3 separate regions of the Homo sapiens genome follow, and regions 2 and 3 are each linked to region 1. The links are chromatin loops, found by intact Hi-C in ENCODE. Cell type or tissue: IMR-90. All regions are shown on one strand.

What was found. A loop is a pair of places that touch in the nucleus more often than their neighbours do. Peaks named below come from ENCODE experiments on the same cell type or tissue, not always from the same donor. Only the 100,000 strongest peaks of a DNase experiment are listed, where the experiment ranks them.
Region 2: a loop joins it to region 1, with 4 times the contacts of the local background. A loop is called at or near these places in 1 of 110 quality-filtered maps.
Region 3: a loop joins it to region 1, with 7 times the contacts of the local background. A loop is called at or near these places in 1 of 110 quality-filtered maps.

What each region holds. Positions count from the first base shown.
Region 1 is chr11:28,564,931-28,568,930 of GRCh38, forward strand. The region is part of intron 4 of LINC02758 (long intergenic non-protein coding RNA 2758); the gene reads left to right. Among named protein-coding and RNA genes, the nearest start is that of LINC02758, 28 kb to the left of the region's middle. In IMR-90, no CTCF peak of the experiment used is centred here; a DNase peak (open chromatin) is centred at 1,921; H3K4me3 peaks cover 161 bases; H3K27ac peaks cover 2,016 bases.
Region 2 is chr11:29,241,512-29,245,511 of GRCh38, forward strand. No RefSeq gene overlaps it. Among named protein-coding and RNA genes, the nearest start is that of LINC02742, 340 kb to the left of the region's middle. In IMR-90, no CTCF peak of the experiment used is centred here; a DNase peak (open chromatin) is centred at 2,290; H3K27ac peaks cover 852 bases.
Region 3 is chr11:29,332,748-29,336,747 of GRCh38, forward strand. LINC02755 (long intergenic non-protein coding RNA 2755) reads right to left here. Exons shown (of 4, transcript NR_183754.1): 4 at 3,131-3,335. Among named protein-coding and RNA genes, the nearest start is that of LINC02755, 260 kb to the right of the region's middle. In IMR-90, a CTCF peak has its summit at 1,648 (motif pointing left); a DNase peak (open chromatin) is centred at 1,624; H3K27ac peaks cover 2,633 bases.

The DNA of each region.
Region 1 (4,000 bases):
AGCATGAGCACCTTGAGGTCCTACTAGCACTGCCTTGGTGTCACATGTTAAGATAACTTTGTTGATATTCCATTTTCCCACAGTCCTAGTGGAATTTCAAGGAGTCTCTTGAAATTAGTTCATTGTCAATCAATGAGTTGTGCAAAATTGCTTTCTCATCTTCCCTTCAACCACTTGGATATCATCCTCAAGGTGACTCCTGAATAGTCCAAATCTGCCTATTAACAAGGCTTTATTCCCAGGATTTATCAATCCCTGGGAAAACAGAATGGAACATAAATTGTGGTGACCTTCTGTAACAGTCATATATAACTCTGAAGCAATTAACATTTACAATTTAGATGTATACGTGTTTGCGTTTTTTAAGCAAACTCAAGAACCAAAGTATGAGATGCATATAAGCAATAAGAAATGTCTTATGGCTCTCCAACACACCAGATTTGCCCAATTCCTTAAAAGTCTGATTATTTTCACGATCACAACCAATGTTGATCCTAGTATGCCATTGTAAAAGCTCCTTTATCAATCAAAATTTTATTTGTTCAAAAAGATAAGTCTTGCTTTCTCCAAATGATATCTCCCAAAGAAGATATTCTGTGGACCACATCTAAGGGAAATGTGTCTATATTAAACCTGACTTTTAACAGAAATAGGAAACATTTTGCATTTTTTGCTCCATGGTCATTCTTTGACTGAATAATGCAATTCATGCTGAGAAATGTACTCTCAAGCTGTGTATCAGAGCTCCAGAATTCTGGAAAAAAATTGTATCTTTATCATTTTGATGACTGATCTTAATGATTCCAGTGTGCGATATTTTCTTCAGTAACCAAATGCTTAAACTTCATGTTCTGACATTAGCATAGAAAGCAAAGTGAGCTCAAATGTATCTCCAATCAGTTTGCCTTATATATGAATAGCTTTATCTTCTACCAATAAATAAAATTATCTTCCAGGATAAAGCCTGGGGTTAATCTTGAAGAATTCGAACTTGTGTAAGTAAATAGATTGTTTTTGGAAAAGTATAGAAGTGGCCACCAAACAGATCATGGTTTATTCAGGAAAAAATAATTCTGTGGTTGTTACCTGTTCCACAAAATGCTCAACCACATCTTGCTTTGCTTTTTCAGATTCAATTTTCTTTCCCACATCATTCCAAAATTGCAGCTAAATATAGTGCTTTTTAGACTTGCCAAGTTGTGACTCCCTAAAAGTTAACTTGGAAATATCTGTCACAGATATTGACAGAGTGACCAAAGCAGACCTGTGACTTTATTTCAGGGAGAAGTGCCTGGCAGGAAAGCCAAGTGATGTTATATTTCAAAGGATTTAGGCAGGCTAGGGAAAAAATGCAGTATCTGAAAGAAAATATTACATTTATTACTTCCTAGTCTTTTAGAAGCTCCCATTATGGCAGTTGCAAACAAACAAATAAAATTACAATAAATTCAAGCAAGCAGTCACACAAATAATCCAAAAAAAGGAAATATGTTTATGTACTCTAGAAACTGAAAGCCCCAGGGTTGATTAGTAATGAAATGCCTGTGGAATTAAAATAACATCAGAAAGATTTTTTAGAATAATAAACTGTCAAAAGTAAACCGCCCTACTCAAGATTCTGCTTGTTCCCGGCAAAGAGTTTCCAACACATTCTGGAACACGAGGAAAGTTCCTCATTTGCAAAAGTACAGCTAGCAGAATAGATAGAAGGAAGGCAGAAGACTTTATCTTTTCCTTCACCCTTCATTGTGGCCGTGATAAAAAGCTCCAGGGCCTCCTGTCCATGACCTTAGTCCTTTGGAGAAGGCTGGTGGGGGGAGTGCAGGCCAGGCTCAAGCTTGCCATTAGTCAGTGATCTGTGAATAGCTTTCGGTCCCTTAATGACGTGAGCGCAGGCTCCAAAGGGAGCGGGTGACTCAGAGCGCAGGAGGCTCAGAGATTGCCTGAGCAGCCATTAGCACGTCATTGGTAATCCCAGCGACACCTTTCACATCCGCGGTATTTGTCTCCATGCTCTCCGCGGAAGGCTGCGAGAATGTTTTATTTAAGGGCTCTGGGCTGCCTTCTGCCTGACAGGATTGCTTGTCTGCAGGGCTTACTAACACTTGCAGATCTTCCAAGAGAAGAGGGGTGGGGGATGCGGAATTCCTAGTATAGTTACAGGCCATTTCCGTGAACGCAGACATTATGCCTCTGCACTTTGGAAATTGCATGGCAGATTAAAACTGTAGCCCTTGTCCTTTTACTTCATGACAGAAAGAAGCAAAGGAAAGGCTCAATCATTGCTGCGCAAAGTCTGCTTAATTCCATAAATATCTATTAAACGTCTACTATGAAAGTAGTATAATATAAAATAGCGGTCAAGAGCACATCTTGTGGCATCTGATATAGCTGGATTTGAATGACAGTTCTGTTGCTATTTGTGTGACTTTAGGTGAGTTACTTAAAGTCTCTGAGCCCCGTTATCTGCAGAATGGATATAACAGTGACCTTCTCAAAGGATTGTTGCAAAGGTTAAATGATAACAATGTATATATGGCACTTGGCAAATAATAAGGACGTAAGTGACAGCTATTTGATTTCTATGTACTGAGCACTGGGCTAGGCGCTGGGCTACCGGGGCACATAGGACACAGTTCCTCCTTGAAGGAACTCACAGAGCAAGGAGAAGCAAACAAGGAAACAAACAATTGTAGTGTGGGGGTGATAAGTCTATATTAGCATAGTGGTTCTAAAATTTTAATGTACATTAGGATGACCTGGGGATCTTTTTAAAATGAAGATTTTATAAGGAACTTAATTAAGCAAAAAAAAAAAAGCTAGAGAGAAAGAAAGAGAATCATTAAAGAGTAGGCAAAAGACGTGAACAGGCCCTTCTCAAAAGAAGACATAGAAGCAGCTAACAAATATGTGAAAAAATGCTCAACATCACTAATCATCAGGGAAATGCAAATCAAAACTACAATGAGATACTATCTCACACCAGTCAGAATGGCTATTACTAAAAAGTTGAGAAACAACAGATGCTGAGGCTGCTAAGAAATGGAAAGGCCACTGTTGGTGGGAATGTAAATTAGTTCAGCCACTGTGGAAAGCAGTTTGGAGCTTTCTCAAAGACTTAAAACAGAACTACTATTTTGACCCAGAAATCCCATTATTGAGTATATATTCCAAAAATCATTCTACCAAAAAGACACATGCACTCATATGTTCATTGCAGCACTATTCACAATAGCAAACACACGGAATCAACCTAAGTGCCCATCAATGGTGGACTGGATAAAGAAAATATGGTACATATACAACATGGAATACTATGCAGCCATAAAAAAGAACAAAATTGTGTCCTTTGCAGTAACATGGATGCAGCAGGAGGCCATTATCTTAAGTGAATTAACACAGGAATGGAAAACCAAATACTGCATATTCTTACTCATAGGTGGGAGCTAAACTTTGATTACTCATGATATGAAATGAGAACAATGGACACTGGGGGCTTCTAGAAGGGAGGAGGCAGAAATGGTGGCAAGAGTTGAAAAATTAACCCTTGGTTACTATGCTTGGTCTCTGAGTGACGGGATCAATCATAATCTAAACCTCAGCATTCTGCAATATACCCAGGTAACACACCTGCACATGTATCCCCCGCAACACCTCTGGAATCTAAAATAAAGGTTAAAACTATTAAAAGAAAAAAACAGAGAAGAAGATTTTGATTCAGTAGGTATGGCAGGGGAAAGCTGAGAATCTGCATTTCTGTCAAGCACCCAGGTATTGATGAGGGATGCTGGTCCAAAGACAGTACTTTGAGGAGCAAGAACCTAGAGCAATGGATGTATAGGTACATGGAGAGCAAATAAAGGGGCAGCAAGTTCTGCTGTGTTCACCTTTGAGTTTCTGCCTTGTGGATGCTAAACACTTTGCACCCTTTCTTCCAGTTCTTCTGTCTCCCTTCTAGCTGTCCAGGACCTCATTTGAATCCAACACCAAACACAAATGT
Region 2 (4,000 bases), 680 kb after region 1:
GCCTGAAACCTATTAGATATTACATAAATGGCCATGATCAGAATATTGGTAGAAATGTGGATGGCAAAGGCAATTCTGATGAGGTATCAGATGGAAAGGAAGAGCAAGGTATTGGGAACTGAACCAAAGTCCATTCTTCTTAAAAAGTGGTAAAGAACTTGGCTGAATTGTGTCCATTGATTTGGTGGTTTTGTAGAAGACAGAATTTAAGACTGATAAAGTAGAAATATCTGAGCAGCAAAACGTTCAGGGTGCTACTTGGCTTCTTTAACCACATAGAGTAAAATATAGGAAGAGAAAAATTAAAGAGAGAATTTATAATTAAAAGGGAATCACAGTGGAATAAAGAAATACCTGAGACTGGGTAATTTGTAAAGAAAAAAGGTGTAATTGGCTTACAGTTCCACAGGCTGTACAGGAATCCTGATGCTGGCATCTGCTTAGCTTCTGGGGAGGCCTCAGGAAACTTACAATAATGGTGGCAGGTCAATGGGAAGCAGGCATTTTACATGGTTGGAGCAGAAGCAAGAGTGAGAGAAGAGGTGTTACACACTTAAATGACCACGTCTCATGAGAACTCACTCACTATTGTGAGGACAGTACCAAGCGAGATGGTGCTCAACCATTCATATGAATCCATCCCCATGATCCAATCACCTCCCACCAGGCCCGGCTTCTAACATTGGGATTACATTTCAGTATGAGATTTGGGCATGGACATACCTCCAAGCTATACCACACAGCATGAAGATTTGGATAACTCTCAGTGACCATTTGATAAGATTAGTACAGATAGAAGAACAAAGCCAGAGACTATTCATCAGGATAATGGGAGAATGACCCCAAAGGCACTTCTGAGATTTCCAGGATGGCCCCTTCCACCACAGGCCCAGAATGACAAGGCCTGAGGAAATAAACTATACCAAAAGAGAGGTCAAAAGTACACTAAGGAACTTGGGGCACATTGCTCAGGGGTACCTCAAGTCTCCACTCCCTGCATTCTGGTACTCTTCATCTACCCCAACTATCACTCAAGCAGGTACAGGTGTGGCTTGAGCAGCCCTTCTGGAAGTTACAAACTGTAAATCTTGGCAGTGTCCATGTGGTACTAATTTTGTGGTGCACAGAATCCAAGACCTGTGGGGACATGGCTTCCTCTACCTAGATTTCAATGGATGTCATAGATAGCCTGGAGGTTGGGACAGAGATTTGTGGTAGGAGGGCACTACAGACAACCTCCACTAGGACAGTGCTTACTGGAGCCACGTGGGTGAAGCTGCCCCTTGAGACCCTGGAACAGTAAAGCTACCATGTGCAACACCAGCTGGGGAGAGCTACAGGCACAAGAAAACTTGTGAGAGCTACTCATTTTGCTGAGCCAAGCAAAGCCATGGAGGCTGGGCTTTCTGAGCCCTTGGGGACCCAATCCCTATCCCAGTGAGTGTGGAAAGCTGGACATAGTGTCAAAGATTATTTTCAGGCTTTAGGATTTAGATTGTTCACCCTGTTGGGTTTTGTACTTCCTGTGGCCTATTTCTTTTTTCTTTCCTATTTTTCTCTTGGAAATGGGAATGTTTATTCCATGCCTGTTACAGCATTGCATTTTGGAAGCTCATAACTTGTTTAATTTCATAGGCTCGCAACTGGAGGGAAATATGCCTCAGGATGGATTGTGCCTTGAATCTCACCCATATCTGATTCAGATGAGACTCTGAACTTAGATTTTGAGTTAATGGTGGGATGAGTTAAGACTTTTGGGGCTATTGGAATGGAAAGAATGCATTTTGTATGTCCGAAAGACATGAGTTTTGAGAGACCAGGAGTGGAAAGCTACAGTTTGAATATTTATCCTCTTTAAAACTCCTATTGAACTTTGATTGCCATAATAATGTTATTAACAGGTGAAAGTTTAAAGAGGTCATTAGACCAGGAGGGCTCCCCTCATGGGTGGGATTGGTGCCATTATAAAATGGCGGGTTTGGCCCCCTCTTGCCTTCTGGCCCTTCTGCCTTATGCCATGGGAAGGTGCAACAAGAAGTCCCTCACCAGATACCAACAACTGGATATTAAACTTTTCAGCCTCCAAAACTGTGAGTCAATAAATTTCTGTTAAATATAGATTACCCAGTCTTTCGTATTTTGTTATAGGAGCACAAAACAAACGAAGACACCATGTTTCCCAAAGAAGCTTTAGAAGACCCAATTGGCATTTACCAATGTTTTCCTCAGGGAGATTGAACTGTACTGTCTCTGACTGTACTGTGGTGTTTATCAGTGGAAAGAGTTTATAAACTCAAGTGAATACCAGTTCAGTCAGCTGCTAGCTATGTGCCCTGAGCAAGTTATTTTATCTTTCCATGTTTAGTAATATTCTTGTAGTGATAATATTACCTATCTCACATTGTTGTTTACAAGTTTAAATGAGTAATATTAAATTTAGCATCTCAGATCCCAGCACAGGCAGTGAATTAAGTGTTTGCTTCCTTTTCTTATTTCTTCGCTTATGAGAAAAAACCCATGAGTAACTCATCATCTGATTATTCCTCTACTTCAGAAATGTAAAATCCATAATTCCTACAATCCTGTCAAAATTAGAAGGTCCAACACTTTATTTCTATAGTGTATTTTTTTATTTTTACATATTGGAGCTCTTATAATTTTTCTGAACTTAAGGCAAATTCCTTGGCACCATCTACTAAGTTTATTTTTTTTTTCCTGAGGAAATTAAGCAACTCCAAAGGAGTTCTAATGCCTCACAGAGAAGTCTTTCAAGCAGTCTAATTAAACAGAGGTAATCAATAGAGAAAAACCTAATCCTACCACTACCCTTTTCTCTAGCAATATAAATCAAATTCCCATGACCCATCTGCATCTGCAAGGTATAAAGATATTACATTTTTTTGGTCTTGTTTTCAAGAATCTAAACCCACCCAAATATTCTGCCTTTCAAGAACATTTTGCATATTTATGTGGAAGTCCTACAGTTGCCATGACTTTGCAGTTTGCTATTAACATTTTGTGTAGACTTTGTCCTAGCTAGAGATGTATGAACACATTTTACATAGAGCCCAAATGCTAGCCAGACCTTCCTTATGAATAAAAGACAGATCTTTCCCTTGGAACTAATTTTCCCCTAAGATATATTACAGAATGTGCTACATTTTTCCTGGCCAAGAAGAAAACCACATTCTATTCAATATCAAATGAGTAAATTGATACACTAAGAATTTTCAATAATCTTGGGTTTCCAGACTAGTAAAGAAATAGAAGCATTTTCAATTTCTAAAAGTCTACTTAGGTTTTCAGTCTGGTATGTGAGAAGCTTGAACGTTCCACTCCATCCTAACAACCAGTAGAAAGAAGAACAGGCTGAAAAATAAGCAACTCATTTCAGATTTGCCAGAGAAGTAAGGTCACAGGGCCAACCACTGCCCTCAAAATTGGAGGGACAGAGAAGCAAATACAGAGAATCTCAACTTACCTGTACAAAACCCACAAGCAATGATTTCTGTGTGAACCAGTGCCCAAATTAAAAAACCTAAACTGTAATTGATGAATTGTTAGAAGTTCAGCATGGACACTTTTGAGAGTTAAAAACTCCAGGGGATCCAGTAATGGAGGGACGCATTTTTTGAGTTTTACCTCCAGGAACTTGACCAGGTTCTCACTGTAAATATCAGAGAAAAATCCCTTCATGCTTCCAGCAGAGGGAAAGAACAAAGGATCAGTTTAAAATACACCACAGCATTTTTTCCTTCCTTACAAGGGCTGCCCTGGGACAATACTATTTAACCAGAACCTAAACTGCTGGAGTTTTATCAGAGCCTAACTAACTTGGAGGAAAACTCAACTCTAGCTGGCTCCAGCCAACATGTTCCATCTAAGGCAGGAATGAGAAGCATACTAAAGTTCGCAATCTAGAGGTGCAGGCTGACTAAAACATTAAGTCCTAACGATGGGACTATAGAATGCTTCCTTTCCCCCATTCCTTACCACCATG
Region 3 (4,000 bases), 770 kb after region 1:
ATAATGGTTTTCCTCTATTTTCTGAAAGAAAGGCTAAAGTTTATCATATTTTCTGTCCATTTCTAGGTCTTTCAATAGTAATCTTAGGGAAATTCTTTCCAAGAATTTATTTTTTTTTTAAGATTTTGTTGAGGACATCCGGGTAGAGATTTTGCAGACTGTTGATATTTAGCATGGCCTTGTTAAAATTTTAGACATGGAAATGTTAGGCCTTCACTTAGGTGAAGATCACAGGTAACTTGCTTTCATGCTATGTTGGTTAAGCAAAGATTTAATGAATGTTCATTTAGAGAGGAAGTAGTGTCAAAACCTGTGCTGAGCACTGTGGGAGATGAAGAGGAACAAGAGATAGCATTGGTTTTTAAATTATTTATAATACGACTTCAAAAAAGGAACTAAAGGATAAGGAATATTAGTGAAGAAGATGTCTCTACTTTTGGGAATAGTAGAAAAAACGACTAAAAAGGAAAAGTTTGTAGTTATACCTTTGCCTTGATTAGTTACCAATTTTGGAAGTCATATTACTATGATAATTTAAAAAGCTTAAATGCAGAATAAATGTTTTCCCCAGAAGGATATAATACTTATGTGTACTTTATTATTATTTAATTGAGATGGAGTCTCATTCTATCGCCCGGGGTGGAGTGCAGTGGTGAGATCACGGCTCACTGCAACCTCTGCCTCCCTGGTTCAAGCGATCCTCTGGTCTCAGCCTCCTGAGTAACTGGGACTACAGGCGCACACCATCACACCTGGCTAATTTTTGTATTATTAGTAGACATGAGGTTTCACCATGTTGGCCAGGCTGGTATCGAACTCCTCACCTCAAGTGATCCTCCCACCTTGGCCTCCCAAAATGCTGAGATTACAGGCATGAGCCACTGCACCCAGCCAACTTATGTGTACTTTAGATAATCTAATATTTAAAGATATGAGAAATAAAAGTCACTTTTTGAAAATCTGCCCTCCCTTTATAAAGTAGGAATGCTATTCCAAATATTTGTTAAAGAAGTATCCTTGCTTTTTGCTTCCTAATTAAAGTCTGTAAGCAATACCCGAGTTTTCAAATTTCAGAAAGATTTTGTCTCCTTTATTTTTCTGAAAGTATAGAAAAGATGTATCAAGCATGATTTTGTACTTATTTCTTCTTACTGGATCTGTTTAAGGCTCCATGCTCTGATTAAATAATTACCATCCCAGTACTCATGAAAACTATTTTCTTGTATGTTGAACCTGAGCCAATTCACTGCCAATGAGGCTATTATACTTCAATGACTTTATTGATTAACAGTGATTAGGTCAAGGTTGCTGACAATGGGTAACCAACCACTGCTATTTATAGGCAACTACTCAGCAGCCCTGAACCAAGAGTTAGTCGCATGTGGTTTTGTGGGCAGCTGGACTCTGGCCTCCTCTGTCTGGGGGTCTTTTATAATGAAACTGTTGTATCATATGGATTTTTCATTCATAGACCTCCTTTTTGAACTGAAGAGGCTGGCTTTGTTTAAGATTAAAAAGGGGGAAGTGAGAAATATTTAGAGCTGAGTTACAGGAGGCTGCGGGTACATGGGGAGAGAATCGAGTGGCCAATTCTCAACAAAACCCCACTCATTCTGAAGGCTGTGTGTGCTGAGGTTGAACATTAACTTATACTGCCATCATGTGGATAAAAGGAGAAAGTTTTATTCTAGTGACAGCTGCAACAGCTGCAGATAACTTAATGATAAATGGCTGGCCAAAGGCTGAGGCTTCAGACAGTGCATGTTTAATTAAAAATATCTGGAAGCCCATGCAACTGTTTCAAATAAAAAGTTTTGGTTCATTTTCCATAGTGTCAAAAAAGCAATGCTCTGAGACTTCCAACAGTCTCTAAGGACCCGAGGCCAAGCCTCCCTTGTACAACGGAAAGTCTGAGGTTCCTTGGTACAGTCTCATCAGCCAAGTAAACACAAACAAAACCTTCTAAAGGTTAGACTAGAGAAAAAATAAAAAAGAGCCATAAATATCAATAACAAATGAGCATAACCAAAAGAAGCAATAGAAGATAGATTTGAAGCCAGTGACTAAATTTGTGTCTACACCCTGATAATCATTTACTGAGTCTTCTTGAATGAATAATTCTTTTATTCATGCCAAAGAGAAAATGCACTGGATAGCTAAACATGCAAGGAAGACATTATTCAAGACTATTGCATTAGAGGTCAAGAGCTCGAGGAAAAGCACTGTGGATTTTAGGGGAAGGTTGTTCAATGTGATGTAACCATCTAGGTTTGCTCATTGCTGCTTATGGAAGTTAGATTCATACTCTCCCACAGAGACTGGCAGATACAGGCACTGTCTTTTTTGATGATTATATTTGAAAAAAAAAATGGCTCTCAGATCCTTGAGAAAGAGGTGACCGGGTTGTAAAACTGGCAAAAGAGTCTGAGAAGATTTCCATGTAAAGGGGAGAGATACATTATTCACAAGCACAAGTTCTTTAAAGCAAATGATCTAAGAAGAAGGAGGTCAGGGGCCTAAAGTCAGGAAAAAACCTGTCTAAAGTTTGACAAAGGTAAGGGGAAGATTAAGACCATATTCGTGAGTCCCAGTCTCCTAATCTGTAAAATGGCCAGAGTAATCCCAGCTATCCTTATCGACAAGAGTGAACATGAGCACTGAAAAAAAAATAGAGAAATATTTGAATATGATATAAACCCAAAATGCAGTAGATGGTAAAGTACGGCTACTACTTTTGTCTATCCTGTTTTTAAAGTATGCACAAATTCAACTTTAAAGGACTAACTTGAAAAAGAAAAAAAATGTTTTTCCAAAGCAGAACAAGTCTAATAGAAAAATCTCAGATTCAGGCTTTGCTCTATAACTTACTAACCATGGAGCCTTAATAAAGTCATTTAATCTTTTTGAAACTTAAATTGATTACATAATGCTTACCTCTTATTGTTGTTGTAAAATTGAAATGAGAGAACGTGCAAAGATGCCAGCACAATGTTGGCACTTAGTGAATACTAGTAGATGCCGAAGTTGCATGTACTCTAGCTCTGTGTTGTGGGATTATTCTTGATTTGGTTGGTGTCACTGTCAACTATTTTCACCAAAATGTGGTGTAGCAAACAACCTTCAACCTCAGTGTCTTACAAAATTGAGCATTTATTTCTTGAAAGAAGGTATGGAAATATATTGTAGGTCTCACGGTTCTTCTGCACAGGACTGGGAATTATGAGATCCAAGCTGGGTTTGGCTGTGCTTGAATCCAGGCTCTGGGTTCATTTCAAGTCTAATCCATTTGCCTCTCCTTATTCTGGGGTGGTATGTCCTTCTCATGGTGATGACACCTGTGCAAAAAGACAATGCTTATGACATATTTGCTAAAATTCAACTAGCTAAACAAGTCACATGGGCAAGCCCAAAGGCAAGAGGTGGAAAATGCACTGCATAGAAAGAGCAAGAGGGTTAATCTATACTATTACCTCAGAGAAGCAAAGGATTAAGACCAATCATTCCATCTACAACCCTATCTCATCTATCATCTGCATATATTGTAGCTTCTCCCTCTCATACCTTGTTTTCTCAAATCTTGAAATCTTCAATGGCAATACATTGTGACAATAGAGAGAGTGTTTGAAAGTAAAGCAAAATCCTAGGAGAAAGGTGGGCAGGCTTTTAGCACGTTCCCTGCAATAATTCTGGAGGGAAAAAAATTAGAGGAAAGCATGACCTAAAGAAAATCTTGCATCTTTTGCAAAAGATTTTATTATGCAGATGTCTTATATTTTTCAATTTTCTTTAAAGATTTCCCCTTATTGAAAAATATTCCTATGACAAATTAAATGAAATGGAGATGCTAGGTTGAGGCAAAGAATTTGAAAGAGTTTGAAAAGTACAGGGGAAATAAATAACTATCAGAAGGTGAGCAAGAGATGGATAAGAATGAATACTTGTCCCCTGCTTTTTTATCTCCCCACCTCCTACTCACACCCCAACTAACAAACCTGCGTCA